2 separate regions of the Homo sapiens genome follow, and region 1 is linked to region 2. Evidence: chromatin loops called from intact Hi-C (ENCODE). Cell type or tissue: MCF 10A. All regions are shown on one strand. Links, peaks and the distances in the headings refer to the core of each region. The heading gives the core; the rest is flanking DNA.

Region 1 (15,727 bases), core at 4,587-12,586, 410 kb after region 2:
CACCTGAATCTAAAGTCCACTTACAGAGGGGGAGCTTTATCCTCTACAGTAAGAATTAAAGGTTGTAGTGAATATATAATATACATATGCATATAGAAAATGTACAGATTATAATGTATAGATTATGTTATCATAATATATTATAATATGATATATTATAATACATTAATAATTATTAATAGATTAATACACATAGAGGGCTACCCTCTTTGGGTCCTCTCCCTTTGTATGGGAGCTCTGTTTCCACTCTATTTCACTCTATTAAATCTTGTAACTGCACTCTTCTGGTCCGTGTTTGTTACGGCTTGAGCTGAGCTTTCGCTCACCGTCCACCTCTGCTGTTTGCCGCCATCGCAGACCCACCGCTGACTTCCATCCCTCTGGATCCAGCAGGATGTCTGCTGTGCTCCTGATCCAGCGGGGCGCCCATTGCCGCTCCCGATCAGGCTAAAGGCTTGCCATTGTTCCTGCATGGCTAAGTGCCCGGGTTGATCATAATCGAGCTGAACGCTAGTTACTGGGTTCCACGGTTCTCTTCCATGGCCCATGGCTTCTAATAGAGCTATAACACTCACTGCATGGCCCAAGATTCCATTCCTTGGAATCCATGAGGCCAAGAACCCCAGGTCAGAGAACACGAGGATTGTCACCATCTTGGAAGAGGCCCACCACCACCGCATGGCCCAAGATTCCATTCCTTGGAATCTGTGAGGCCAAGAACCCCAGATCAGAGAACACGAGGCTTGCCACCATCTTGGAAGTGGCCTGCTGCCATTTTGGAAGTGGCCCACCACCATCTTGGGAGCTCTGGGTGCAAGGACCCCCCAGTAACATTTTGGTGACCCACATGGGACCTCCAAAGCGATGAGTAATATTGGGACCACTTTCGCTTGCTATTCTGTCCTATCCTTAGAATTGGAGGAAAATACCGGGCACCTGTCGGACAGTTAAAAACGATTAGCGTGACCACCGGACTTAAGACTCAGGTGTGAGGCTGTCTGGGGAAGGGCTTTCTAACAACCCCCAACACTTCTGGGTTGGGGATATTGGTCTGCCTGGAGCCAGCTTCCACTTTCAATTTTCTTGGGGAAGCCGAGGGCCGACTAGAGGCAGAAACCTGTCATCCCAAACTCCTGGCAGTAGCCGGTTGAGATCATGGCACAGCCAGAAGTTTCTACTCAACAGTCGCCCATGCGTGCACCCCTACCTTTCCTTCTGACCCATATTCCCCGATTATGCCCCCTCCAAGCAGTGGGAGGAGGAGAATTTGGCCCAGCTAGAGTGCATGTACCTTTTTCTTTCTCAGACTTAAAGCAAATTAAAATAGACCTAGGTAAATTCTCAGATAACCCTGATGGCTATATTGATGTTTTACAAGGGTTAGGACAATCCTTTGATCTGACATGGACAGATACAATGTTACTGCTAAATCAGACACTAACCCCAAATGAGAGAAGTGCCGTCATAACTGCAGCCTGAGAGTTTGGTGATCTCTGGTATCTCAGTCAGTTCAATGATAGGATGACAACAGAGGAAAAAGAATGATTCCCCACAGGCCAGCAGGCAATTCCCAGTGTAGACCCTCACTGGGACACAGAATCAGAACATGGAGATTGGTGCTGCAGACATTTGCTAACTTGCGTGCTAGAAGGACTAAGGGAAACTAGGAGGAAGCCTATGAATTATTCAATGATGTCCACTACAACACAGGGAAAGGAAGAAAATCCTACTGCCTTTCTGGAGAGACTAAGAGAGGCATTGAGGAAGCATACCTCTCTATCACCTGACTCTGTTGAAGTCCAACTGATCTTAAAGGATAAATAAGTTTATTACTCAGTCAGCTGCAGACATTAGAAAAAAACTTCAAAAGTCCACCTTAGGCCCGGAGAAAAACTTAGAAACTCTATTGAACTTGGCAACCTCGGTTTTTTATAATAGAGATCAGGAGGAGCAGGCGGAATGGGACAAACGGGATAAAAAAAGGCCACCGCTTTAGTCATGGCCCTCAGGCAAGCGGACTTTGGAGGCTCTGGAAAAGGGAAAAGCTGGGAAAATCGAATGCCTAATAGGGCTTGCTTCCAGTGCGGTCTATAAGGACACTTTAAAAAAGATTGTCCAAGTACAAGTAAGCCACCCTCTCATCCATGCCCCTTATGTCAAGGGAATCACTGGAAGGCCCGCTGCCCCAGGGGACAAAGATCCTCTGAGTCAGAAGCCACTAGCCGGATGATCGAGCAGCAGGACTGAGGGTGCCTGGGGCAAGCACCAGCCCATGCCATCACCCTCACAGAGCCCCAGATATGCTTGACCATTGAAGGCCAGGAGGTTAACTGTCTCCTGGACACTGGCACAGACTTCTCAGTAATTTTTTTTTTTTTTTTTGAGACAGAGTCTCGCTCTGTCACCCAGGCTGGAGTGCAGTGGCGCGATCTTGGCTCACTGCAAGCTCCACATCCTGGGTTCGCGCCATTCTCCTGCCTCAGCCTCCTGAGTAGCTGGGACTACAGGCGCCCGCCACCACACCCGGCTAATTTTTTGTATGTTTTAGTAGAGACAGGGTTTCACCGTGTTAGCCAGGATGGTCTTGATCTCTTGACCTCATGATTCGCCCGCCTCAGCCTCCCAAAGTGCTGGGATTACAGGCATGAGCCACTGCACCCGCCCCCTTCTCAGTCTTACTCTCCTGTCGTGGACAATTGTCCTCCAGATCTGTCACTATCCAAGGGGTCCTAGGACAGCCAGTCACTAGATACTTCTCCCAGCCACTAAGTTGTGACTGGGGAACTTTACTCTTTTCACATGCTTTTCTAATTATGCCTGAAAGCCCCACTTCCTTCTTAGGGAGAGACATTCTAGCAAAAGCAGGGGCCATTATACACCTGAACATAGGAGAAGGAACACCCCATTTGTTGTCCCCTGCTTGAGGAAGGAACTAATCCTGAAGTCTGGGCAACAGAAGGACAATATGGACGAGCAAAGAATGCCTGTCCTGTTCAAGTTAAACTAAAGGATTACGCCTCCTTTTCCTACCAAAGGCAGTACCCCCTTAGACCCAAGGTCCAACAAGGACTCCAAAAGATTAAGGACCTAAAAGCCCAAGGCCTAGTAAAACCATGCAATAGCCCCTGCAATACTCCAATTTTAGGAGTACAGAAACCCAACAGACAGTGGAGGTTAGTGGAAGATCTCAGGATTATCAATGAGTCTGTTGTTCCTCTATACCCAGCTATACCTAACCCTTCTACTCTGCTTTCCCAAATACCAGAGGAAGCAGAGTGGTTTACAGTCCTGGACCTTAAGGATACCTTTTTCTGCATCCTTGTACATCCTGACTCTCAATTCTTGTTTGCCTTTGAAGATCCTTCAAACCCAATGTCTCAACTCACCTGGACTGTTTTACCCCAAGGGTTCAGGAATAGCCCCCATCTATTTGGCCAGGCACCCAAGACTATTAGCCCAAGACTTGAGCCAGTTCTCATACCTGGACACTGTTGTCCTTCGGTACATGGATGATTTACTTTTAGCCGCCCATTCAGAAACCTTGTGTCATCAAGCCACCCAGGTGCTCTTAAATTTCCTTGCTACCTGTGGCTACAAGGTTTCCAAACCAAAAGCTCAGCTCTGCTCACAGCAGGTTAAATACTTAGGGCTAAAATTATCCAAAGGCACCAGGACCCTCAGTGAGGAATGTATCCAGGCTATATTGGCTTATCCTTATCCCAAAACCCTGAAGCAACTAAGAGCGTTCCTTGGCATAACAGGAACTGCCGAATATGGATTCCCAGGTACGGCGAAATAGCCAGACCATTATATACACTAATTAAGGAAACTCAGAAAGCCAATACCCATTTAGTAAGATGGACACCTGAAGCAGAAGTGGCTTTCCAGGCCCTAAAGAAAGCCCTAACCCAAGCCCCAGTGTTAAGCTTGCCAATGGGGCAAGACTTTTCTTTATATGTCACAGAAAAAACAGGAATAGCTCTAGGAGTCCTCACACAGGTCTGAGGGATGAGCTTGCAACCTGTGGCATACCTGAGTAAGGAAATTGATGTAGTGGCAAAGGGTTGGCCTCATTGTTTTTATTTTTTTGTTTGTTTGTTTTTTTGAGACAGAGTCTCACTCTGTCGCCCAGGCTGGAGTGCAGTGGTGCCATCTCGGCTCACTGCAAGCTCCGCCTCCCAGGTTCATGCCATCCTCCTGCCTCAGCCTCCCGAGTAGCTGGGACTACAGGTGCACACCACCACGCCTGGCTGATTTTTTGTATTTTTAGTGGAGATGGGGTTTCACCGTGTTCGCCAGGATGGTCTCGATCTCCTGACCTTGTGATCCGCCCACCTCAGCTTCCCAAAGTGCTAGGATTATAGGCGTGAGCCAACATGCCCGGCCGGGTTGGCCTCATTGTTTACGGGTAGTGGTGGCAGTAGCAGTCTTAGTATCTGAAGCAGTTAAAATAATACAGGGAAGAGATCTTACTGTGTGGATATCTTACGATGTGAATGGCTTACTCACTGCTAAAGGAGACTTGTGCCTGTCAGACAACTGTTTACTTAAATATCAGGCTCTATTACTTGAAGGGCCAGTGCTGCGACTGCGCACTTGTGCAACTCTTAACCCAGCCACATTTCTTCCAGACAAAGAAGAAAAGATAGAACATAACTGTCAACAAGTAATTGCTCAAACCTATGCCGCTCAGGGGGACCTTTTAGAGGTTCCCTTGACTGATCCCAACCTCAACTTGTATACTAATGGAAGTTCCTTTGTAGAAAAAGGACTTCGAAAAGCGGGGTATGCAGTTGTCAGTGATAATGGAGTACTTGAAAGTAATCCCCTCACTCCAGGAACTAGTGCTCAGCTGGTAAAACTAATAGCCCTCACTCGGGCACTAGAATTAAGAGAAGGAAAAAGGGTGAATATATATACAGAGTAGTATGCTTACCTAGTCCTCCATGCCCATGCAGCAATATGGAGAGAAAGGGAATTCCTAACTTCCGAGGGAACACCTATCAAACATCAGGAAGCCATTAGGGAAATATTATTGGCTGTACAGAAACCTAAAGAGGTGGCAGTCTTAGACTGGTGGGGTCATCAGAAAGGAAAGGAAAGGAAAGGAAAGGAAAGGAAAGGAAAGGGAAATAGAAAGGAACCACCAAGAAGATATTGAAGCCAAAACAGCCACAAGGAAGGACCCTCCATTAGAAATGCTTATAGAAGGGGACCTCTAGTATGGGGTAATCCCCTCCAGGAAAGCAAGCCCCAGTACTCAGAAGAAGAAATAGAATGGGGAACCTCACGAGGACATAGTTGCCTTCCCTCAGGATGGCTAGCCATGGAAGAAGGAAAAATACTTTTGCCTGCAGCTAACCAATGGAAATTACTTAAAACCCTTCACCAAACCTTTCACTTAGGCATTAATAGCACCCATCAGGTGGCCAAATTATTATTTACTGGACCAGGCCTTTTCAAAACTATCAAGCAGATAGTCAAGGCCTGTAAAGTGTGCCAAAGAAATAATCCCCTGCACTGCAGGCCATACATTTCAATCCCTGTATCTTTAACCTCCTTGTTAAGTTTGTCTCTTCCAGAATCAAAGCTGTAAAACTACAAATCATTCTTCAAATGGTGCCCCAGATGCAGTCTGTGACTAAGATCTACCACAGACCCCTGGACCAGCCTGCTAGCCCATGCTCCGATGTTAATGACATCAAAGTCACCCCTCCCGAGGAAATCTCAACTGCACGACCCCTAGTACACCCCAATTCAGCAGGAAGCAATTAGAGCGGTCATCAGCCAACCTCCCCAACAGCACTTGGGTTTTCCTGTTGAGAGGGGCACTGAGAGACAGGACTAGCTGGATTTCCTAGGCCGACTAAGAATCCCTAAGCCTAGCTGGGAAGGTGACCGCTTCCACCTTTAAACACAGGGCTTGCAACTTAGCTCACACCAGACCAATCAGATAGTAAGGAGAGCTCACTGAAATGCTAATTAGGCAAAAACAGGAGGTAAAGAAATAGCCAATCATCTGTTGCCTAAGAGCACAGTGGGAGGGACAATGATCGGGATATAAACCCAGGCATTCGAGCTGGCAATGGCTACCCTCTTTGGGTCCCTTCCTTTTGTATGGGAGCCCTGTTTCCACTCTATTTAACTCTATTAAATCTTGCAACTGCAAAAAAAAAAAAGTACACATAGAAATATCGACACATGCATACAGGAAAATCTGAAAAGTTATATGTCAAAATGTTAACACTAGGAAGAAACACTTATGGGTTGCTCATGCCTTTGAATACAATTTATGGTTTATCTAAATCCCTCACTAGTACTCTTATTTAAAACTTCAACGTTATAAGAGATAATGAATCAAACACAAACCATTCTAAAGGATCGTATTTAAACTGGTTTAAATGTTTGCTTTAGGTGTTTACTTTGTTAATCTATTAGAAATCTTTATATCTAGAAAAAATTGAGCACCTTCTAAGCAATACAGCATTGTGTCAATAGCATAGATCTAATAAAATTGAATATTAATTTTTGTATATATCTTGGACTAGGAAGCACATTCAATTTTTGCATTTGCCTTTGAAAAACCTTTTCTTGGGTTTACATTTACTTTTACTTTTTGAAGAAAACAATTTAATAGAAAAGACTAAAAACTGTAATAGTTTGCTTTTAATCCTGCCTTGGCCAAAGACATCCAGTGTAGATGTGGCAAGGCAATTTTGATCCATTTATTTCCCATTTGTGAAATGCAACATGATACCCGCCTGGCTAAACTAGAGAGTTATGATAAGAACACCTGCTGTATTGAATGTAAATTGCTTCAAGTTCTTTGAAGAAATATTCATGTATCAATTCAGGTATTATAAGGAAATGCACAAATCCTTATGGCCATCCGTTTATGTTCCATAAAATGTACCAAACAGACCTCTGGACTGTTGAGAACACCCCAATTGGGTAAGACAGCTCCCTATACTCTTGAAATATTTACACCTCTAACTTTTCTCTTCAGCTGGTTACCTGGCCCAGCTGGACATTCTGGGGAAAGCGTGAGGATGGGCTGTGGCTTTGTGAAAAGGAGAGCAGGTGGGAGCCACACCGGCTCATATGTAAGCAGGCTGTTCTCTGGCTTTCAGTGGCATCCAGAATACTCTGGTTATTCCAATGTAGTTAGTCCCCAAAGAGCACATTAGAATTTCTGTAAACACTCTTAATATTTGAGGAAGGTGAGGTGATTCTGATTAACGGGGTGTATGGATTTCTCCTGGAGACCCCGACAAAGCATACGTGTCTGCTCTCCCCTCCTGACTGCTCTGCTCTCCCCTCCTGACTGAGGGTGATGGAAAGCATACGTGTCACCATTTCAAGAACACAGACATGAATGCCACAAAGGCAGGTCATAGCTTATATCAAATAAAATGAAACACACTTTTTTCCTACATTCTCTAAGAACAAACTTTCCTAAAACCTTAAGTTCTAGATGATCTTTTTTATTTGAAATTTCATCTGATTCAACTGCCCCCTCTAGTGGTATTTTAAAAACCCCTGGGACACCAAGTCTCAAATTAGATTGGGAACACGGGATTTGGAAAAACAATTAAAAATTTCAAAGTAGCAGTGGAAGTAAGTTGAAAAAAAAAGTGAAATAAACAAGTTTTATTTAGTTTATCTACAGTTATCTAGTTTACTCTTACTGATTATCAAATTACTTCAATAGCTTTATAATTAATAAGTAGTTGTAATTTCTCATCTCCAGATGGGAACATCCTGAATGTCGAATTTTCCCAAGAGCAACTTCATTCAAGGGATGAAATGTTCAGGTTTTATTCGGTGGGAAATCAATGTGACTCAGCTGCATACCATTGTAGCCATCAGGTTTCCATGCTGTCCGTTGGCTAATCCTCTTGAGAATTTATAAAGGAGGTTAGCCTTTATGTCTCTGTAATTGTGTGTGTGTGTTTCTGTGTGTGTGTGTGTTTCTGTGTGTGTGTGTGTGTGCCTGTGCATGTGTTTTAATTTCAATTGGAGCTGGCATTTTGAATAGACTTTTTATTTTTCTTATCCCAACACTGATGAGCCCTGCAACCATCACCCACCTACCTTCCATTGCGAGCATATCTGCTTGTTGCTGACAGCTCTGAAACAGAGCTGTCATTCAAGAGTGGCAGCTCTGCAGGGTTGCACTGCCCAGAGTGCCACTTTCCTGGTTGTCACTCATTGGGAAAGCACCTGCTCTTCTCTGTGACTGTCATGAGGCATGGGCTTGCATCAGAACTCTGCTCCTCCCCAGAAAATTGAGATGTCCAATTCAATGGAGCCTGTGGAGGGGAAACTGCTGAGAAGGCACAGAAAGTGCTCTGAAGCAGGACTTCTCAGACTTTACTGCTCACATGCATCACCTGCAGATCTCGTTAGATGCAGACTCTGACACAGTAGCTCTGGGTTGGGCCTGAGGGGCTGCATTTCTAATCAGTTCCCAGGTGATGCTGAGGCTCCTGGTCCATGGACCGCATTTGAGGAGCAAAGCTCCCAAGTACACCTGTTTTCAAAAATGATTCTTTCGAGATTCAATTTGGGATTCAGTTTGTAATTCTATGCATCTTGTGAATATTCACAAAAGATATAGCACATATGCCACCACCTGAAGCCCTAGTTTTTATAATATGAAAGAAAAACTTGAGATTGGTAAGTTTCTTTACAATTTTGAAATTCCAGAATGATCATGGATTGCACACAGTCTCTCTTATAGTGTGGTTTAAACGGCTACATCCAGTTAACTGCCTTTAATGATCTCCATCCTTCTTAACCTCATTTTATTAAGGCAGTTTATTTTTTAAAAGTCTCCTGGTTTAAGCAAACACAAACTAGCAGTGTGGGCAGATGGCAGAAGGAACACCACCACAAAACCTGCCACTCAGAGTGTAACAGAGCACCGTAGCAGCTCAGAACGATCCCTTTGTTCATTTTGCTAATGAGTGTCCTCATTGCTGTGGGCGTCTGAATAGTTAATTACTTGCAGTTCCCACAGCTGACAGATGGTGGGGACAGAGCTAAGGGTTAACCTTGGAAGAACAGGGGTTGTGGTTTGATATGTGGAGGACAAACCCCCGTATTTAATGTGTTTTCCTTGCGTCCTGCTTTCATACAAAGAGATTCTTAGAACCCGTAGTTAGGTATTAGCTGCTACCATTTGTAAATTTTACACTTCATCTGATGAATTCAAATAGTTCTTCTTTAGTTTATGAGAATCGGGTGCTCATGTAATCCTCTGTGGATGTTCATATTCTGCCACTGTTAGGAAAAGTATGCTTAAGCCTATTAAGGCCAGTATTGTTTGTTTATTTCTTTCCACACACACACACACACAAAACCTTTTAGTCTATAAATGCATTCTGTGATGGTCTCAAATTGAACAATGTGGGACAAGAAATTAATGACGGATTCTTCGTTTATTAAGAAAACAGTGTTGTTTATTAACTACTTACTAGGTTTGTTAGTTCTCATTAGTTAAGATGAATTGGGCTCAAATAATTTAAGTGAAATGGTGAATCAAAGTCATGAAGATTTGTAATTGAGCTTAGTGCAAAATTTAAGAACATATTTTAAATATTACTAACTCTTACACACACACACACACACATATATATACCATACGTAATTTCATTAGTAAGTCACTTGTTTTAAAGGACTTATTAATGTACTACAAAAAATTTAAATCACTTCTTTTTCTTTAAAACTGTTACAGGGGAAAATATTTTAATAGTTTACTTCCACATATCCTTAACCTTAAATGAAAGTGTAGTTCCAAAGGGAAATCAGTCGAGAGAAATTATTTTGTTTTTGAGGGAAGATTTTATTTTTAGTTATTGCCATCATGGAATTACTGTAAAAAGAATAAGTTATAATTCACCTGTGATGACCTTAAGATCAAAAGTATTTTTAATGTCTATAGTAATTTTGAACAAGGCATGTAGAATCTTCTATCTCCTTTGGCATAATAATATTTTGAGATTGCATAATCTGTTTAATATCATACCACAATAAAGTATAAAGTTCTGCACCAGCTTCCCCAATCCATTAGAGCTTAATTTTTTTTTTTTTAATGCATGGCAATAAAATCTAGACAGCCATAAGGGAGGATATTCAGATGTTTTCAATAGCTTTGAAACAGACAAGAAGAAGAAGGCAAAAAAAAAAAAAAAAAAAAGAGTAGCTGTCCCAATAAGCGCGTCTATTGCGTAAGAAAAAGCTCTCCCATAATGGACATGGCAAGATTTAAACAAAAGACGCACATAATAAAAATGTAAATGAGTTTGCTTTACTAAAACTATAACTTTAAAGTCTTTTGTTGTAAGTTATCCTGAAACCTTCTTACAAGGTAATCACTGTTTGCATAGAGATTTAAACCAAAGTCTTCAATAGCATTAAACGCCTGCACAGACCCCGTGTGACAAGCATGCAAAGCCATGTTAATGTTCAGAATATGAATTGCCTCTGGGTGGCTCCTCCACCAAGCAGAAAACCAACTGTGTGGATATCCGTGTGCCTGATGGACTCCATGCGGCTCCCAGCCTGAAAACGTCACCACTTTGACATGTGATGTGCTCCTCATGACACTGGCAGCACTGACACTGGGAAATGCCACAAAGGCAACAAGCCCCCCTCCTTAGCCATGCACTCTGCCACCCCCTGGCGCTGCCCGTCCTGGTCCCCCCAGCCTGCCTAGTTACAGGCGGACAGCACTTCAGACACACACAGAGGGAAGTGTGGGTGGAGGGGCCCCAGCTGCCTCCCCGGACACAGCCTCCATAATGAATTGACCTGAATGATGAGGGCACACAAACAGTATGATATGCATTATTCCTGTCAATAAAATGTCCCCATGTGTTGAGGTCTTTGTACAGAATGTACTGGAGCCTTTCTTCCAGCAAGCTCTATTTAGGCTCCTTCCTTTTTACTATTCTTATAAGTGTGTAATAGAATTCAGAAAATTATATGATAGCTTTTCTGTATCTGTATTGTCCTTGTCTTGCATATTTAAATCCTTGGCTCCCTGCTTAGGAATATGGCATTCTCCATCTTTTAGGAATCTTTTGCCAAAGAAACCAGCTCTCCAAAATCAAACCTAGAAAAGGAAAATTTGGAGTACAAAGTGGAAAATGAGAGGCTGCTTCAGATCATTTCAGAGCTTGAAGAAGAAATCCAGATCAATCTAAAAGAAAATTCAGGATTAGGTAACATTTTGAAATCACTTTTGAGAAAAATCTGTATATTGGTCACTTTGTAAAGCTCATAACTATGTTTGTCTTTTCCAAACATACATTCGTTTGGTTATTTACATTTGAAAGATGAATTTCATAGCCATCTTTGCTTTTTATTAAAGATAGCACTTCTTGCTTGGGACAGAGGATGTGTTTGTAGTTGTACCCCTGAGCCATGTCACGTTAATTCAGGGTGTTGTTTCAAGACAGACATTGGCCTTTGCAAAAATTTGCTAATCAATGCTCCATTTCACTTAGAAATATTATAGCCAGATAGAAACTTTTGCTGATTTGTTTCAGATGCTTAACTGATTATCTAAACTTGATAACATTTAAAAACTTAAGAATACATATAGGGATATGCTTTGTAGGGAAAACAGAGTTAGCCCTTCAGGAAAATATGCTAGTACTTACTAGTTACTTCAATTTTTGATGCAAAGCTTAAATACACAATTTCATTTGTATACTTAATACCTCTTTTCTTTCATACCACAAACATTGGTGAAAGTTGTGTTTAAATCACCGAAGTTGTTAGAACATGTGGAAAAGAGAAAAAAATAATCACCAAGGTGAGATTGCTCTAACGTATTTTTTCATTTAACTGTGATCCGAGTGATTATGTTAATTACATGATGTTGTCCTTAATCTGCAGTATTCAAAGCAATGAGCAGGCAATACAATGAATTATAGCAAAATATCAGTAAAATGAGATATATTATATTAATATTATCCCTTGGATGTAAAATTCTACCATGCCAGTATAGTCTCATTCTCTTCTGCTGTGGCATAGCAAGGCTTTTTAGTTTTGGGTCGTTCTTATTAAGTCATAAACTGCCACCTGCTAAAGCTCTTTGTATTGGCTGTGACCAACAGCAAAAATGTCCGTCGCTAGTATTGATGAAAAGCTTTCAGCCCTCAGCCACACTTGGATCTTGAACTTACTTCTTAATCCCTATCTGACCGGCCATCTGAACAGCAGGAAGAAGGCTGCGAATGTCAAGGGCAGTTGTGAAGGTCACAGTCCTGCTAGGCCTTGTGTCCACTATGCCTGCTAGTGCCCCACAGCCTGCCCTGAAGCAGGCCGTTTAAATACAGGGGCATAAGCATGTAATTTCATGGTTGGCCTCTCTCTCCTTTTGTTTACAGAAGATGAACTTATAAGTATGAAAGAGATGGCAGAAAAGGATCACAAAACTATTCAAAAGGTACTATAACGTTTTACGTTGATAAATGACTCTTTTAAATGGAACTATAGGCGCAATTGGCCAAATAACACTGTGTCCAGAGTGTCTTATGACATAGAGGAAAGTTGATTCACATATTTAATCTCTCCCCACTATTTGGGAAGGGTGACTAGAAGCAAATAAGGACTCCACCTTGAAAACTCACGGATGTATAGATACTTCTTTTGTTTGGGATCACTGACCATCTGCCTTGTTGATTTTAAGGCACCGAATAGTTACATGACACAGAGAAGTCTGAAGATGAGCTTGCAGTTAAGGAAAAAGTTATATTAAAAATGAACAGTCTTATTTTCAGATCAGATGTTAGTTGATGTTCATGAATGAGCTGGGCTTATGTTATCTGGTAAATATTTAGAGCAGGGAATTCTTTTGGTAGAATAAAAATCAAGATTTCCAAGGTGGGGCGCAGTGGTTCACACCTGTAATCCTAGCAGCTTTGCAGGCCAAGGTTGGAGAATCTTCTGAGCTCAGAAGTTCAAGGCCAGACTGGAAAACATAGTGAGACCCCTTCTTTATAAAAATTAAAAAAATTAGCCGAGTGTGGTGGCACATATCTGTAGTCCCAGCTACTCGGGATGCTGAAGTAGGAGGATTGTTTAAGCTCAGAAGTTCGGGGCTGCAGTGAACTAGAATTGCACCACTGCACTTCAGCCTAGACAACAGAGTGAGACCCTGTCTGAAACACACATACACACACACCACCAACCCCCACAACAACAAGATTTCTTAGCTCATTGAATTGAATGCAGTAGGATCTCAGCAATTCCTGCTCTCCCTGCACACGTGGGGCTTCCCTACTCTGTTCTCATTTATCCGCAAACTTCCCTATTGTGGCTCTCAGTTACCATTCTGTTATGGTCTATCTTCCCTGCCCTACTGGAGGCTCCATGAGGGTGGAAACTGCGCTATCTGGTCTCTTAGTGGGGAGCACGATGCCTGAGGCACTGAAAAATACTCCAAGAGATGAATAGAATAGGAATGCATTTACAGTTCATACAGTTTACAGATAAACAAGCAGATTCACATCCCCAAGTTATTCCAAATAAACATAAATATCTTCCAGTAACTGAACCGAGTATCCATTTTTAAGTTAAAATGGATTAAAATCAGACAAAATTAAGAATTCAGTTTCACAGTTGCACTAGCCACATTTGAAGAGCTTAGCCACCACATGTGCCTAAGTTTAGGTTCAGATTTCAGCCAGGCCTGATATTGCCATTCAAGATATTCTTTTTTTAATTTTTAAAAATGTTTTGTCTTTTATTTCTTCTAAAAAAATGGGATACATGTGCAGAATGTGCAGGTTTGTTACATAGGTATATATGTGCCATGGTGGTTTGTTGCACCTATTGACCCATCCTCTAAGTTCTCTCTGCTCACCCCCCAGCCCCCCAACAGGCCCTGGTGTGTGTTGTTCCCCAATCTGTGTCCATGTATTCTCAATGTTCAACTCCTACTTATGAGTGAGAACATGCGGTGTTTGGTTTTCTGTTCCTGTGTTAGTTTGCTGAGGATGATGGCTTCCAGCTTCATCCATATCCCTGCAAAGGACATGATCTCATTCCTTTTTATGGCTGCATAGTATTCCATGGTGTATATGTACCACATTTTCTTTATCCAGTCTATCACTGATGGGCATTTGGGTTGGTTTCATGTCTTTGCTATTGTAAATAATGCTGCAGTAAACATATGTGTGCATGTCTCTTTATAGTAAAATGATTTACATTCCTTTGAGTATATACACATTGATGGGATTGCTGGTTCAAATGGTATTTCTGGTTCTAGATCCTTGAGGAATACTCCATACTGTCTTCCACAATGGTTGAACTAATTTGCATTCCCACTAACGTGTAAAAGTGTTCCTATTTCTCTGCAGCCTCACCAGCATCTATTGTTTCCTGACTTTTTAATAATCGCCATTCTGACTGGTGTGACATGGTATCTCATTGTGGTTTTGATTTGCATTTCTCTGATGATCAGTGATGTTGAGCTTTTTTTCACGTTTGTTGGCCACGTAAATGTCTTCTTTTGAGAAGTGTCTGTTCATATCCTTTGCCCACTTTTTGATGGGGTTGTTTGTTTTTTTCTTGTAAATTTGATTAAGTTCCTTGTAGATTCTGGATATTAGACCTTTGTCAGATGGGTAGATTGCAAAGATTTTCTCATTCTGTAGGTTGCCTGTTCACTCTGATGATAGTTTCTTTTGTGCAGAAGCTCTTTAGTTTAATCAGATCCCATTCGTCAATTTTGGCTTTTGTTGCAATTGCTTTTGGTGTTTTTGTCATGAAGTGTTTGCCCACACCTATGTCCTGAATGGTATTGCCTAGGTTTTCTCCTAGGTTTTTATGGTTTTGGGTTTTACATTTAAGTCTTTAATTCATCTTGAGTTAATTTTTGTATAAGGTGTAAGGAAAGGGTCCAGTTTCAGTTTTCTGCATATGGCTAGCCAGTTTTCCCAGCACCATTTACTGGATAGGAGATCCTTTCCCCATTGCTTGTTTTTGTCAGGTTTGTTGAAGATCAGATGGTTGTAGATGTGTGGTGTTATTTCTGAGGTCTCTGTTCTGCTCCATTGGTCTATATGTCTGTTTTGGTACCAGTACCATGCTGTTTTGGTTACTGTAACCTTGTAGTATAGTTTGAAGTTAGGTAGTGTGATGCCTCCAACTTTGTTCTTTTTGCTTAGGATTGTCTTGGCTGTACAGGGTCTTCTTTGATTCCATATGAAATTTAAAATAGTTTTTACTAATTCTGTGAAGAATGTCAATGGTAGTTTGATGGAAATAGCATTGAATCTATAAATTACTTTGGGCAATATGGCCATTTTCATGATATTGATTCTTCCTATCCATAAGGATGGAATGTTTTTTCATTTGTTTGTGTCCTCTCTTATTTCCTCATTCAAGATATTCTCAGATTTTAGATAAAACTACTTTTAAGAAGTATTTTTCAAAGAAATGGTTACCCTGATTGGTCAGAGGTGGGAGATGTTTCCCTGATAACTGAATCCCTCACAGATTTTCACAAGGGGAGTTCATTTTCTTAGGCTTCACCCTATTTGCAGTGACAATAATGTAAATTCCATTTAACCTTCTTGGCATCAACCTCTAAGGTCAGAAATGAAATCTCAGCCTTCTAGTTTCACTTAATAACCAACCAGGGAACCATCACCAGTTTTTCCATTCCTCCCTCCTTTCCTCCCTCCTTTCTCCCTCCTTTCCTCCCTCC
Region 2 (15,727 bases), core at 4,941-12,940:
TTCCCACATTTTAGATTTCCTGAAAGTGATCATATCAGGCTTCGTTTCCCATCCTTCAAGGGTTGTGTGAGCCTCTAATTCCTGGAGTTAAACTTCTCTCCACTAAGACACCTTAATTAGCTTCTGTTTCTCTCACTCGTCTTCCCCAGGAGAGGAAGGTGGTTGATTTCATCTGTTGAAGCTTGACATGAACTGGACCATGCTTTCCTGGTGAACAGGGTTACTTTGTCCTTCACTTTCTGTGATGACACCCAGAAGGTTCTCCTTTGTATCTTGTTCCCTTGTAATAAGCACATCTGTGCAGGTCCCCAAACCTTCTACAGTAATTTCCTATTGCTGCTGTAAGAAATCACACACTTACTAGCTCAAAAGAACACAAATTTACTACATTAGAGTTCTATAGGTCAGAAATCTCAATGGACCAAAACCACGCTGTCTGCCAAGAGACTCTAGTTTCTTGCCTGTTCTGTCTCCTGGAGGCTGCTCAAATTCCTTGGCCTGTGGATCACTTTGACCTCTGCTTACATCATCACATCTTCTGTGACCCTCTTGCCTCCCTCTTGTAAGGACCCTTGTGATTATATTGGCTCACCTAGATAATCAAAGGCATTGATCAACCCCATCTCAAGATTCTTAATAGAATCCCATCTGCAAAGTCTCTTTTGCTTTCGGAGGTAAAATAGCCACAGCTTTTAGGAATTAGAATGTGGACATCTTCTGGGGTTAAGGGAACATCATTCCACCTATAATGTCTTCTTTCTGGAACCAACCTGCCAGCCTCATCCATATTCAAGCACACGGTATTGGGGATGGCCCAGAAGATCTGGTGCCTCACTCCTTCTGTATGCACATCTGAGCTTGTGGTGCTCACATCTAGATAAAGAGTAAGAGTCAATAGTCTCACTTTTGATGAAGCCTAAAGCAAATATTTTAATATAGATTTTACAAGGATGTGCACAGAGGACTCTACAAAGCAAAATCACTCTTTTCATTTTCTATCTGGCTAGCAATCTTGCTTCATTGGTTTGCTTTATTGATCAGACCCTAGAGAATAAGAAGGATAGATGGTGACCCGGTTCCCTATACTCATTGTACCCATTCCATAGGTATTTGATGAGCTACCTGGAGATTATTTTGTAATGGCATTTGTTTCTGATGTATCTATTCTGCAATTCAGATTTTGATAAAACAAATTTTTCAAAATCAAGGCACAGCTATATAAATCTTTATTTGAGTAAAAGTTCAACACAACTTGAACTGTCTCCAAAATATAATGAATTTTCCAAAAATACTTTCAACACTTGACACCAAATAGAACACCCACTATGTTTCAACTTTGTATCAGCATAGAACAAAATGCTTTGTAAATTGCTTATCAATAAGGCTACTCTGTTTCTCAGATTGGATGAACAAGTATGCACTATATTCTTTCCATTGTTACAGTTTCTTGAGCCAATACAATCTTCATTATCTACAAAGTCATCTTCAAGACCTTCATAACTGAAGATTTAAATCAATATCAGATGCAGAAGTGTCCTTGGTGACAACAGAGCAACTGTGTTAAAGAGTATAATACCTGCCAGAATGGGAGCTTCTTCAACTGTTTAACTGAGAACAGCATTATTTGATTAGAACACACCAAAGGATTAATGGAAAATTTTAAACTATGTGATGGTAAAGCCAGAAATTACACTGGCCTGAATTGTAATGCAGCTCAGGGACTCCTCGGCCTAGAAAAAGTGCAGTCTGCATAAGGTAACAGAAGGCCCCGTCCCACACCTGCCACTCTATTTTCTCAGTTATTCTCTGAGTCATCCCTTCATTCATTCATGTTCTTTAGTCATTCATTCACTCACTTTGCATCCGTTATCCATCCAACACTGGAATATGAAAGTAAGTAACACACAGTTCCTACCTTCAATTTGCTCACTCTCAACCAGAGAAGAAAATCAGATAATTAACTCTTCACATAATAGGGAAAGTGCGACATAACAGAGTTGTGTTGAAAGCAAGAGAAAATCAGTAATGCTGCCCAGAGAGCTCCCAGCTAGTGACAACATGGCACAATGGCTAAGCTTTCAGACTGTGGGCCCCAACTGCCTGTGACCTTGGGTGAGTTACTTCATCTCTCTAGGCTTTGTATCTCCGAGTTAAACAGAAAAAATGATAACAGTTTAGGTGTAATAAGGACCATACAGGCATAGTAAAAAGGGTTAGATGAGCATAATTAATGCCATATAATTGTGTATAAACACAAGTCTTCATAGTTTCATAGTAAAGCTTAATATCTGAGGAAGGCTTTGAAGAATAGGTAACCATTTTTCCATTAGGAAAGAAGGAGGGGCATTCGGATGAAAGGAAGTTTCTATTTCTTTATTTTTTTTTTTTCTTTTTTGGAGACAGGGTATTGCTTTGTCACTCATGCTGAAGTGCAGTGGCATGCTCTCTGCACACTGCAGCCTCATCCTCCTGGGCTCAAGGAATCCTCCCACCTTAGCCTCCTGAGTACCTGGGACCACAGGTGTGTAACCACCGTGCCTGGCTAATTTTTAAAAAACTATTTTATAAAGACGAGGTCTTGCTATCTTGCCCAGGCTGGTCTTAAACACCTAGACTCAAGTGATCCGCCCACCTCGGCCTCCCAAAGTGCTGGGATTACCAGTGTGAGCCACCGCACCCACCTGAAAGTTTTTATTTCTTGGAGAATTTTCCTCCACTACTGCTATAGCCGAATACCTGAGAGGAGATATCCAAAGTGTCAAGTGGCCGCAGGCTGGTGGGGCAACGGCCAGTCAAAACATCTGGAGGGTAAGCCATGAACACCGCAACAGAAAACTTTATACTTTTCCAGAGCTTCAGAAAGAGCCAACACATCTGCTTCTAGAATAACCCAACTGCCTAGAGGAGGATCCACACTGCCCTTTTTCTCCAGCCTAGGCATAGCCACCTTCCTCTTGGAATTCTTACAAATGCCTTAAAGGTGATGTGGAAGTCCTGGCAATCTGAACTCCAAAACAAAGCTCTAGTCTGTCCACTTCTCACCACTTCACCTTCCACAGACTCCTACCTCAACTCTCCACCTCTGTCTGGCCCCATTAATCCATTCTCCATGAACTAGGAAGAGTCATCTTCTTCATCCATATATGTTTTTTGCATTAGTCCCCCTTTAAAACGCCTCATACCATCCTTAGAATAAATCTGCACTCCTCTTTGAGGAGTTAAGGCCCTGCCTAACTTTTCCACTGCATTTCTCACCATCTTCTGTTCACTCACCTTGTTCCAACCACAGTGGCCTTCCGCAAGGACTGCCTCAAGGCCTGTACATATTGGGCCTCCTCTACTTGGCATCTTGCCCTCTCTCTTCCTGTCCTTCAGAGCTCAGCTTGGGGAAGAGTGAGGGTCAGAGGAAAGAGCACTCAAAAGGAAGCCAGGAAGCTGAGGCTCCCTCTCTGGCTCTGCCACCTCAAGCTCTGTGAGCCAGGATGTCACCCAGTGCTTCTGAGCCTCAGGGCATCCACCTGTAAAATTAGGGGATTGGACCAGACAGATGTGTGTACCCTCCTTCTGCTGCTGTTCAATAAACTTAACCCTGTAATAGGGTTTGGCTATGAGCACACCCAAATCTCATCTTGAATTGCAGCTCCCATAATTCCCACATGTTGTGGGAGGGACCTGGTAGGAGATAATGGAATCACGGAGGTGGTTTCCCCCATACTGTTCTCGTGGTAGTGAATAAGTAAGTCCCATGAGATCTGATTTTATAGGGGAAGCCCCTTTCACTTGGCTCTCATTCTCTCTTGTCTGCTGCCATGTAAGAGGTACCTTTTGTCTTCTGCCATGATTGTGAGGCCTCCCCAGCCACATTGAACTGTAAGTCCATTAAACTTATTTTTCTTTATAAATTATCCAGTCTCAGGTATGTCTTTATCAGCAGCATGAAAATGGACTAATACACCCTGCTTTTCTCCCTTCCTTCCCTCTGTGACCAGCCTTTTGAAAGCAATTTTCAAATCCTTCATTCAATTCCATTTCTCTCTTGCCTCCACTTTGAGTCTCAAAAATGTAAAGAACTGGAATGGAAAGAGCAGAAATCGTGAATGACATTTCCTTCTTGAAGGAAAACCTGAAACCAAAATAAAACTGGTGAATCCAGACAAGGACATTTTAATTTTTGCCTTTAAAAAAATTTTTATTTTAGAGATTTAGGAGGTACAAATGCAGTTTTCTTACAAGGATATATTGTGTAGTGGTAAAGTCCGGACTTTCAGTGGACACATCTCCCAAATAGTGAACATTGTATCTAACAGGTAATTTTTCAACCCTCACACCCTCCCATTTTCTCACCTTTTGGAGCCTCCAGTGTCTACTATTCCACCCTGTATGTGGCCATTGTTTCGCTCCCACTTATAAGTGTAGTATTTGACTTTCTGTTTCTGGGTTATTTCATTTAGGCAATGGCCCCCAGTTCTTCAGAAACAGACATTTTAAAAGTGAAAACACACTGCTCTGAGGATAATGACATGGGCCTATCACCAGACTTCCAGGCCGCAGGTAGCCTGGTTCTTTTTACTTTCTCCTTCCCATTATTTCCCTTCCTCCTGCTCTCTGTGTTCCCCCAGCACTGGCCTTCCTTCACTTCTTCCTAAAGCAGGGCCTTGGGGTATGTTATTCCCACCGCCAGAACACCAGACCAAACCCCTATATTATATGCTCTCACAGCACCAGGAATCTTCCCTTCATCATACAAATCATAGCTGTAATTTTACATTTAGTTTGTAATTATTCTATTGTGTCTTCCTACCCCTTTAACCTATATGTTCTCATAGGACAGGAGTCAGGTCTATTTAAACTTTTTGGTAATAAGTTTACTTCTTATTAGATAGCAGCTGGTGATCAATAAATATTCTGAATGAATATGTGTATAAAAAGAACAGAACAGGACACATTCTTTACATAGGATATACCCAATAACAGGTCCCCGCCTGGTGTCCATGTGGCAGCCAAGAATCTTTGGCCCACTATAGAATCTATTTAGGGTTTTCCTCCCCTCTTCCATACTGCTGACTGGAACTCACTATCAGCCCTAGACTTCCTTCTCTTCCCTTCATCTTACATGTCCCAAAAGTGCCTGAACAGCAGTGTTAAGAATGAAAAATAGAAGGAGAAAGTCACTTTTATCCTGACACTCAAACCAGACAAAAATATCACAAGAAAATTACAGACCAATATCTCTTATGAATATAGACAAAAATTCTCAACAAACTAAGTCCAGCAACATATGAAAAGGATTGTACAACATAATCAAGTAGAATTTATCCCAAGAATGCAAGGTTGGTTTAGTATCAAAAATTAGTTAATATGTAATATTAATATAATAAAGAATAAAAATCAAATAATCATCTTAATGGATACAGAAAAAGCATTTCAAAAAATCCAATACCATTTCATGATAGAAACACTCAACAAAGTAGGAAGAGAAAGAGAACTTCCTCAACCTGATAAAGTGTATTTGTGGAAAACCTACAGCTAGCATTATACTTAATGGTGAAAGACTGGGTGCTTTTACTTCTAAGATCCAGAACAAGACAAGGATGTCCACCTGTGCTACTTCTGTTTAACATTGTATTACAGGACCTAGCGAGGACAATTAGGCAAGGAAGTAAAAAAGGGAGGGAGGTAGAAAAACACATCTAGATTAGAAAGAAATAAATAAAACTGTCTATTCACAGATGACATGATCATGCATAGAGAAAATCCTTTAAAAATCTACCAAAAAGCTATTAAAACAAATAAATTTGTTTAGCAAGGTTGCAGAGCACAAGACCAATATAAAAAAAAGCAATTGTGTTTTCATATACTAGCAATGAACAATTCAAAAATCAAATTAAGCAAACAATTCCATTTACAACAACATTTAAAATAAAATACTTAAAAATCAATTTAACAAAATTTATGTAAAATGTATACTCTTAAAACTATGCAACAATGTTGAAAAAAATTAAGACCTTAATAAATGGAAAGCCATACCATGCTCATGTATCAAATGAATTGATATTGTTAAGATGACATTACTTCCCAAATTGATCTATAGACTAAACACCATTCCTACCACAACCCCAGCTGGCGCTGTCTCTCTGTTTATTTTTTTCTTTTTCACAGAAATTGATAAGCAGGCCCTAAAATGTATGTGGAAACTCAAGTACTGAGATAGCCAAAACAATCTTAAAAAATAAGAACAAAGTTGAATAACTCACAATTTCCAATTTAAAAACTTATTTCAAAGCTACAGTATCCAAGATAATGTGGTACTGGCATAAAAATGAACATACAGATCAATAAAATAACATTAAGACCCCATAAATAAACCCTCACATTTATGGTCAATTGATTTCAACAAGGCTGTCAAGAAAATTTGATTACTTTTCACAAATGTTGCTGGGACAATTGAATATCCACATGCATAAAAATAAAGTTGAATCCCTTCCTCACACCATATACAAAAATCTTTACTTAAAATAAAATGTAGACAAATTAAGAGAGCTAAAATTACAAAACTTTTAGAAGAAAACACAGGAATAAATCTTAATGAATCTGCATTTGTTGCACAAGCAACAAAAGAAAAAAAACAGATAATTGTACTTCATCAACATATTAAAACTTTTGTGTTGCAAAATAAACCATCAGGAAACTGAAAAGAAAACCTACAGGAAGAGAGAAAATATTTGCAAGAAACTTGTACCTAAAATAAAGAACACTTAACAACTCACTCAATAATAAAAAGACAAACCAATTTAAAAGTTGACAATGAATTTGAATAGACATTTCTCCAAAGAAGATATGCAAATGTCCAATAAGCACATGAAAAGATACCTAACCTCATTAGTCATTAGCGAAATGCAAGTCAAAACCACAAGATACCATTTCAAATCCAGAAAGATGACTATCCTCAAAAAAAGAGTTAAGTATTGGCAAAGATGTGAGGAAAATGGAACCCTCATATTGACAGCAAGAATGTAAGATGATGCAGCTGCTCTGGAAACCAGTTTGACAGTTCTTTAAAATGCTAAACATAGTTATCATATCACCCAATAACTCCACTACTAGGGGTCTATCCAGGAGAAATACAGACATATACCCATAAAAAGACTTGTATTTTAGTCTTTATAGCAGCATTATTCATAATAGCCAAACATTGGAAGCAACCTAGATGTCCATAAACTGATAAATGGACAATAAAATGTGGTATATCCATACAATGAACTTTTATTTGGCAATAAAAAGAAAGGAATTAATGACACATGCAACAACACAGATGAACAGTTAAAACATTACGCAGAGTGAAAGAAGCCAATCACAAAAGGATAAATACTGTTATGATTCCATATACATGAAATGTCCAAAATCAGCAAATCCATAGAAACAGAAAGTAGATGAGCAGTTTTCAGGGGCTGACAGGCTGGAAGGTAAGAAGGGAACCGCAACTACTGGGTAGGGGAGTTTCTTTTAGGGGAGATGAAAATGTTCCAAAATTAGATAGTGGTGGTAGTTGCATGACCTTATAAATTTGTTTTTAAAAATGCAACTATACTCTTTAAATGGATGAATTGTACACTATAAGAATTATATCTCAATAAAGCTGTTTTTTAAAAAAGAAAGGAAAGAAAAAAAGAAGCCCTGGGGTCATATTTCTCCTTATTTACCACTGAGCTCACTATATATATATATATATATATATATATATATATATATATACACACACACACACACACACACACACATACACACACACATACATGCATATATGTGTATGTGTGTGCATAATACAAAGTACATACACACATATATATTGTGTATATATATATAGTATATTGTATATATTACACCAGTCCTCGGTTTCCAAAGACCCACCCTGATGTTCTATTCCAAGGATCAGCAAATGAAGATCCACAAACCCAATCTAACTCTCAACCTGTTTTTGTTTTTGTATTGCTCTTTGGCAATACAAAAACAAAAATGCAGTTTTTACATTTTCAAAGGACTTTTTAAAAAATAAAAAAGAGTATGTGACAAAAATCAGTGCGGACTGCAAAGTCTAAAATATGTTTGCTCTCTGGGCCTTTATACAACAAGTTTGCTGACCCCCTGATCTATACCTTTTATTTTCTCTACATTTACCAAGAAGAAAAGGGGAGGAGGAGGAGGAGAAAGAATAAGAGGAAAACATACCCTTTCTTTTACATCATTGTTAGCCGTGAAAACAGTGCAGTATGGGGACCAGTTTGTACATATTCACGAGAGCCAACTGTTAAGTTTTTAAGACTTTTTAAGTCAGTTGATGTCATGTTGTAATTGGCCACAGCAGAAATATTTACGATACAGAAATTGGCAAACAGTTCAAATCAGGGCTTTTTTCCCCCTGCAGAGAGCCAGCGTATCTCAAATAAAAACCTTCCGAAAATCTTGTCGTCTTTGTACTTTTCAGAAATCAGAGAACAGGGAAGAAACCTACAATCAGATTTTTAGTCCACAGGGAATTTGCAGATGGGACGCCATGGTATAAAGCTAGGTGCAGATCAGGAAGTACATAGGGCAATGTCCCGTTCTTGCAAAGAAAAGAAACTTCAGACTCAAAGTGTCTCTCTGATCCTCCCTCCACCACTCCCACACTGCACTTTCTTTGCTGGGACATCTCTCTGCTCTATACATATAGGTGACCGCCAGGAGGGTCTCCACTCCCGATCTCTGGAGACTGCTGAGAAGGAGAAGCGCCCAGCCCACATGCCAGGACTATAGCAGGTGAAAACAAGTTCCTGGCATTAACCAGGGCATGGAGGGAAGATGTTCTAATCGCCACTAGGGGGAGGGCTGGTCACACTTTGCATCAAGGAGCCCGAGGGACCAGAATACAGAGGGCAAAAAAAGGCAACCAGAAGCGCTTTGGGAGGCCGAGGCGGGCGGATCACAAGGTCAGGAGATCCAGACCATCTTGGCTAACACGGTGAAACCCCGTCTCTACTAAAAATACAAAAAATTACCGGGCGAGGTGGCATGCACCTGTAGTCCCAGCTACTCCGGAGGCTACATTTTATTAACTTAATATTATTTATGTTAATTTTTAAGTAGCAAATAAAGTGGATTCGATATTGTCTGTTCAGTAGAGTGATTATATAAGTATGTTTTATATATGTATCATACACAACAAAATACAATATATTTGTGTGTGTGTGTGTGTGTGTGTGTGTGTGTGTGTGTGTGTGTATTCTCCTGTTCTGTTAAGTAAACTAGCAAGGAGTCAAGGAAGAGATTACTTACAAAAATGCCCAACCTGAATCTTCATGGTGTAACATGATGGCAATTAAGATTTTATTAATTACAAATTAAGACTCATTTTCCCATATGAAAAAGCAAACTATAGTATTATTTTTGAATGCTCAGCCATAAATTAAATAGGTTTCCCCAAGGCAGCTGGAAACCTACATTCCACATATAATGTTGTTTCTATTAGAAAATACTTCCCAACAACCTACTTATGAAGAGTGTTCAGAATAAAATGTGTTTATGAACTAGGCAAAAGAAAAAATAATGTGTACCCCTTAGAAAGTCACTCCCTCTTTCATTTCATTGTCTCATTGTATGATTATAACTGGAGTCCAAATTCCTCCCACCCACCCCAAGTTCTCTGTTCACTTCTCTTCTCTCCCTCTTCCCTAAAGAACTGTACTGTCTGCATCTCTTTTACAGTTACAATAAAATGAATTTCTCATAGATATGCTGCACTTTAAGGTTGTTGGCCCCATTTTTGCTGCTGTAGTAACTTTTCCTGGCTCCAGAAAAGCCACTGTAATCTAATGGAAATTGGACAAGGTCATGGAGCAGGCTAAGAAAAGACCTGGTAACCTACAAGTACTAAACCCAAGGCTCTCTTTCTATTTCTAGCATGAAAAATGGGCACAACATGACATTTTTCTCTGGTAAAGCAAAACCATTGTAAACACTCAGGACTGAAGGTGCTATTTGTGGAGTCAACTTCTAAAATTTGACTGCTTTGAGCTAGTAGGAATTACGATCTGTATAGTATGCTAATTTATACATAAATGTAATAAGGTACTAAACTTTAACACGTACACGCAATATCTGCTCACAATGTCCTGGTAAAGCTGTGAAAATATCCTATCAACCCAGACAACAGGGCATTTAAACAGCTACAGGCTATTATTAAGCAAGTAAGAAGTATTTATTTAGGCTATTTATACAGGCTATTACTAGCCCTAGGGAGGGCTTTACAGGGGTCATTTTATTATTAGTTTTTGTTGTTCATGTAATGCTTCATTGGTTAATTGATACGACCTCATAACTCCTCCAGCTAAACTTTGCTGGTTCAGGAGGCCATCAGTGAGAACAGCTATGTTAAGACCAGCAAGAGGCAAACCCAAAAGTGAGAGACAGGAAAGTTGTGAAAAACCAAGACAGGTGGCCAACCCATTTGAGGACGACTTGCATGGACATGAGAGAATGTGGCTCTCTCACCCTGAGGATGAAAGGCACAACCGCAACCTTCCAGCATCCCTAAGACAGAAAGTATTTCACGGAAAGGATTATGCCATATCTTGGAGAGATAAATGCATTTATTTCCTACTTATCTTCAGCAGCAGATGTAAACAGCCATTGGGACTTCTTCAAAGTCATTTCCAAAAATAGTATTAGGGATTCTAGAAGAGTTCTGCCTCTGACCACAATTCTGGCCAGAAGAGGGACTAAAAGGCCAGGAGAACTGAGATGACACCATAATAATAATGTCTTATACTAAATAAACATGTACCAAGTGCCAGACGCTGTGCTAAACACTCAATGTGCATGGTTTCATTTAATCATAACAAGACTCTATGATATAGGTACTATTTTATTCCCATTTATTTATTCAAGAAATATTTACAGACTACCTTCTATGTGGCAGGAATTGTTCTAGCCACTAGGGATTCAGAAATGAGCAAAACAGAAAAAAAAAATCTCTTCCTTTATGGAGTTTACCTTCTAGTAGGGGAGAGAAACAAAAGATGGAAGTGAATCAAATGTATGGAATTTCTTATAGCCAAAGAGCTAAAAGGGAAATTAGTGCAAAAAAGGATAGAAAGTTAGATGGATGTAATTTAAAATAGTGTAGCCAAGAAAGACCTTATTGAAAAGATGAACTTGAGAAAACATTTGAAGGAAGTGGAGAAGTCAAGCAGGTTATCTGGAGAAGTTCAAAGATAAGTTCAAAGTTACTTAGATGACAGCAAGTGTGGTGTGTTATTGGAACAGGAAGATGGCAATGTGGTGGAAGCATGGTGATTAAAGAGGGAAGTTGTAGAGAAATCAGAAAGTCAGAGCAGGTAGATCATGTAGAATCTTATTTGTAATTGTAAGGGCTTTTTTTTTTTTACTATGAGAGAAATGGGAAAATATTATAAAATTTAAGCAGAGGAGTCACATTATTTGCCTTATGTGTTAGTAGTATTGCTGTGGCTGTGTATGGAATCTAGACTTTGGGGGTGGTACAAGGATGGAAGCAGAGAGAGGTTGGGAAGTCACTGCAATAATTCAGGGATATGACTGCAGCTTGGTCTCGGCTGCCAGGAAGGGATGTGGTGATAACTGGTCAGATTGGGATTACATAATGAAGGCCTAGCTGCAGGATTGGTTAATGGGTTGAATGCTTTCTGTAAGAGGATGACTCCGAGGTTTTTGGCTCAAGTAATGACAAAAATGGGGCTGCCACTTACTGAGAGAAGGAATAAGTGAGAGAAGCAGGGAGCAGGCATATTAGGGTCACGTCTATCCATAAAGTAATGTTAGCAAAGGAAACAGTACTTCACAGTTAGAATCTTTAGAAGGCTGTGGCTCTCATGATTAAGATTCCAGTTCTATCTAAGTGATGCATACTTCACTCACTCATTCTTTTATTCATTTACTCCTTTATTCAACAAATTTTCATCAAGTGTCCATTGTGTGCCAAACAGTATGCTAGGTCTTAGACCTGTAGTGAGCAAGAAACACTTGGTTCCTTCCCTTCTTAAAACTTACGATCTGGAGGAAAAGCAATTATATTAAGCTATAAAACAAAACAAATAAAAAATTATTAATAAAGAAAGCAATGGCTGGGCACAGTGGCTCATGCCTGTAATCCCAGCACTTTGGGAGGCCAAGGTGTGAGGATCACTTGAGCCCAAGAGTTCGAGGCTGCAGTGAGCTATGATTGAAATGGTGCACTCCAGCCTGGGTGACAAAGAGAAACCCAGTCTCTAAAAAAAAGGAAAAGAAAAAGAAAGGGAAGTATTGGACAACTTCAGTAATTTGCCCATAGTTGCATAGGTGGGGAGAGACAGGGTTGGAACTTGACACAGGTGCCTCCTTCCAGAGTCCACATGCTCACTTTATGGAGTGATCAGATGCAAGCACCATCCAATGGAGAAGAGAGCACAAGCAGTCAAAAGGAGCACCAATACCACCCAGGAGATCCTGACCATGGCTGTGTCATGAAAACTACAGAACGTTTTCTGGGCCCAAGTTCCCTCATCTCTAAAATGAACCAGATGGTCTTCGCAGTCCCTTCTGTGTCTGAAACTGTGATTCTTTGATGTACATTGGTGTCCACATGTAGGAAAGAAGATGTGGGGAACACCCAGTCCAAGCTTCACTGACTTCACAGCTCTGCCTAGGACCAGGCCCGTGTCTGAAACTGGGAGCCACAGGACCCCAACCAAGTCCTTTGCTGCCCTGTCCTCAGAAGGACCTGATCAGGCAGAAGGAGCAGTGAAAGTAGGGGGTTGGCATGGGAGACCGCTCTCAGAGATGGGAGCAACTGGACGGTGTGAGCCAGAGAGAATGAGAGAAAAGACAAATTCAAGGATAGCAGACCCAGCCAGGTGCAGTGGCTCATGCCTGTAAGCCCAGCACTTTGGGAGTCTGAGGCAGGAGGCTGTGCCTACAAAAAGTAGCCAGGCACGGTGGTGTACACTTGCAGTCCTAGCTACTTGGGAGGCTGAGATCGGAGGATTGCTTGAGCCCAGGAGGTTGAGGCTACAGTAAGCAGAGATCATGCCACTGTACTCTAGCTTGGACGATAGAGCAAGACCCTGTCTCAAAAAGGAAAAAAAAATAGGATAGCCGATCCGTTAGACTGCCCCTGGATTTAGGTATCCTGAATGTGTGATTTTTCTCTTAAGCCTACGGTCGACAACATAAGGGACTCATGCATTTGAGTGTGATCCTGGGAAATGCAGACCCTTCACTATTTTGGCTCCAGTTTTCTCATCTGCAAAATGAGGCCAGATATTTTCTAAACTCGGTAATCTACGACCCCACATTCCTATAACCTCAGCATTTCTGTCCCTTAACTAAATTTCCAAAATAAACTTCTGCCTCCTAGAGTGTGCTTCTTGCCAAATTTCAAGACTCACTCAAATTGTCATTTGATCTAACAGTGCAGTTCTGGAAATAATCCAAATCAAAGATCTACCACAGAAGAAACATCTCAATGTTTGGTTAAAGAATTCCAACATTTAGCTACCATTTTTAGTATTTCTTTACATTTACTTCTACAATATAAATTTTAAGCCACCATAAATTATCCACAATCACAATACTCTTCCTAGAGCTCTGATGTCTTAAATATCTGCAAGATACTCAATAATGGAAAATATACTATTTTTTTCCTATTCACAAATTACAAATTGCTTCTCAGTGTTGGTATACTAAATTAATGACATTAACTACAGAATACAAAGCCCCAAACAAAGCAATGCTCTACATCAACATATTTTGATTTTCAGTGCCTAATTAAATCATGTAATTACAATAATCTCATTTTGTAAGTAGAGAAAATAAAATTTACAAATATTCTACAAATTGCCCCAAATCACATAGCACTGAAAAGTTTCCAAAAACTAAAACCAGTATTAATGCCTATAAACTCTTGACTCAAATTACTGAGTTATAATTATCATTGATAAACACTGAAAAAGGAGTGCAAAAGTAAGTAGTTTTGTTGTACACTTTTTTTTTTTTTTGAGACAGGGTCTCACTTTGTCAACCAGGCTGGAGTGCAGTGGCACGATCTCAGCTCACTGCAGCCTTGACCTCCTGGGCTCAAGCGATCTTCCCACCTCAGCTTGCCAAGTAGCTGGGATCACAGGTGCACATCACCATGCCAGCTAATTTTTTTTTTTTTTGTATTTTTAGTAGAGACAAGTTTTGCCATGTTGCCTAAGCTGGTCTTAAACTCCAGAGCTCAAGCGATCTGCCCACCTCAGCATCCCACAGTGCTAGGATTACAGGAGTGAGCCACTGTGACTGGCCTTGTTGTGCACTTTTAAAAAACTATGAAGCCTTAGTTTTCTGAAATAATGAATAATGAAACTAAATTTGGCAGGGGGTGGAGGGGGATGGAATCCTTATTACTCACCTTGGAATTTATCACCTTCTACCGTACTGCAATAGTAACTTGGGCTCAATTAATAAAACCAAGGAAAGTCTTCCATATATGTGTTTAATCTTCACTAGTAAAATCAATATATGCATATTTTAATGAGGTTTAAATGAAGTACGTTTAAAGCACAAGGGTATAAATTCATACATTAGTAGCAAAATATTATTAGATACGTGAAGGAATTCTTATAATCCTAAAGTATTTTTCACCCATCTGCCTCACTACCTAGACACATTCCAATCATCTTATTATCAACACAGCCACATGAGAAGGGTATTGTGATCTCTGCATGGTAAGTTAACAGAGACTCTGCTCTAAAAATGGCATTTACAATCTAAGTGTTCAGAGATGCACGTATTTCATAGAGAACGGAGATGGGTGCTGGTAATTTCCATTGCATAAAGATAGAAAACAAACACTTGTTTAAGGATATACACTTTCGAACGTTCATGAACCTTATTTTCTCTTCCCTCTTGCCTTCTCCAATTCCCTTTATTTCAGTCTCTTCTTGACATGTTCCCCTAGCATGACAGTTTTCGTTAGGTTACTTTTAACTATGCATAATTCATGCATTCATTTATTCATTTAACAGTACTTGCTGATGACCTACTATGTGCAGGTGCAGTGGTGGTCTCTGGGAATCAAAGATGAATGACAGTATCCCGCCTTCAAGGAGGATACCGTCTTGCAAATATTTGTCCATACACTTAATGGGCTGCGAGTGTGAGTCATTGTGGTTAAAACCAGGTAGCACCTGCCCTTCCCTGTAGAGCAAGCATCTTCACCTTCTTTCCAAACCACTTCTAGCACAGACTGTAAGCTCCCAAAGTGCTGAGACCACACATGAATCATCTCTGTTGCAGGAGCATCTAGCACAATGTCTGGCACATACATAGTTGGGCCCCATAAAGTGTATGGGAGGGATGGAGTGAAATTGGGTGACCAGGATGCATTACAAATGACTTTTGTCTTCAACTCAATTGAATCAGTTTTTAATTAACTATCTCCCTCTCTCTCCGAAGTGTAGACTTGGTATCAGAAGCTAAGTGGGATTTCCATTCCCGAAGCACAGAAACTCCTACTCTCGGAGAAGATGCCTTAGCCACTTTCCTAGGATCGTTTCATCAAATTTAATATCAAATTCCTGAGAACCCTCCCCAGGTGAGAGCAGGGTAGGCGAGCTGGCCCACGCCGTCCTCGCCTGCCCTCTGCAGGGCTCTGACCCTAGGACGAGGGCAGATTCCAAGAACTTTTTTCCCC

The links. Hi-C counts contacts between places; a loop is a spot of excess contacts. Peaks named below come from ENCODE experiments on the same cell type or tissue, not always from the same donor. Only the 100,000 strongest peaks of a DNase experiment are listed, where the experiment ranks them.
Region 1: it touches region 2 in a loop (13-fold over the local background); 13 of 110 quality-filtered maps call a loop at or near these places.

The regions. Positions count from the first base shown.
Region 1 is chr10:23,286,633-23,302,359 of GRCh38, reverse strand. C10orf67 (chromosome 10 open reading frame 67) reads left to right here. Exons shown (of 16, transcript NM_001371909.1): 6 at 11,081-11,228; 7 at 12,402-12,460. Among named protein-coding and RNA genes, the nearest start is that of C10orf67-AS1, 49 kb to the left of the region's middle. In MCF 10A, for the core only: CTCF peaks have their summits at 7,529 (motif pointing left) and 9,034; a DNase peak (open chromatin) is centred at 9,029.
Region 2 is chr10:23,696,198-23,711,924 of GRCh38, reverse strand. It overlaps a transcript of KIAA1217 not described here. Among named protein-coding and RNA genes, the nearest start is that of OTUD1, 260 kb to the right of the region's middle. RefSeq lists an enhancer at 8,913-8,962. In MCF 10A, for the core only: a CTCF peak has its summit at 8,849 (motif pointing right); a DNase peak (open chromatin) is centred at 8,844.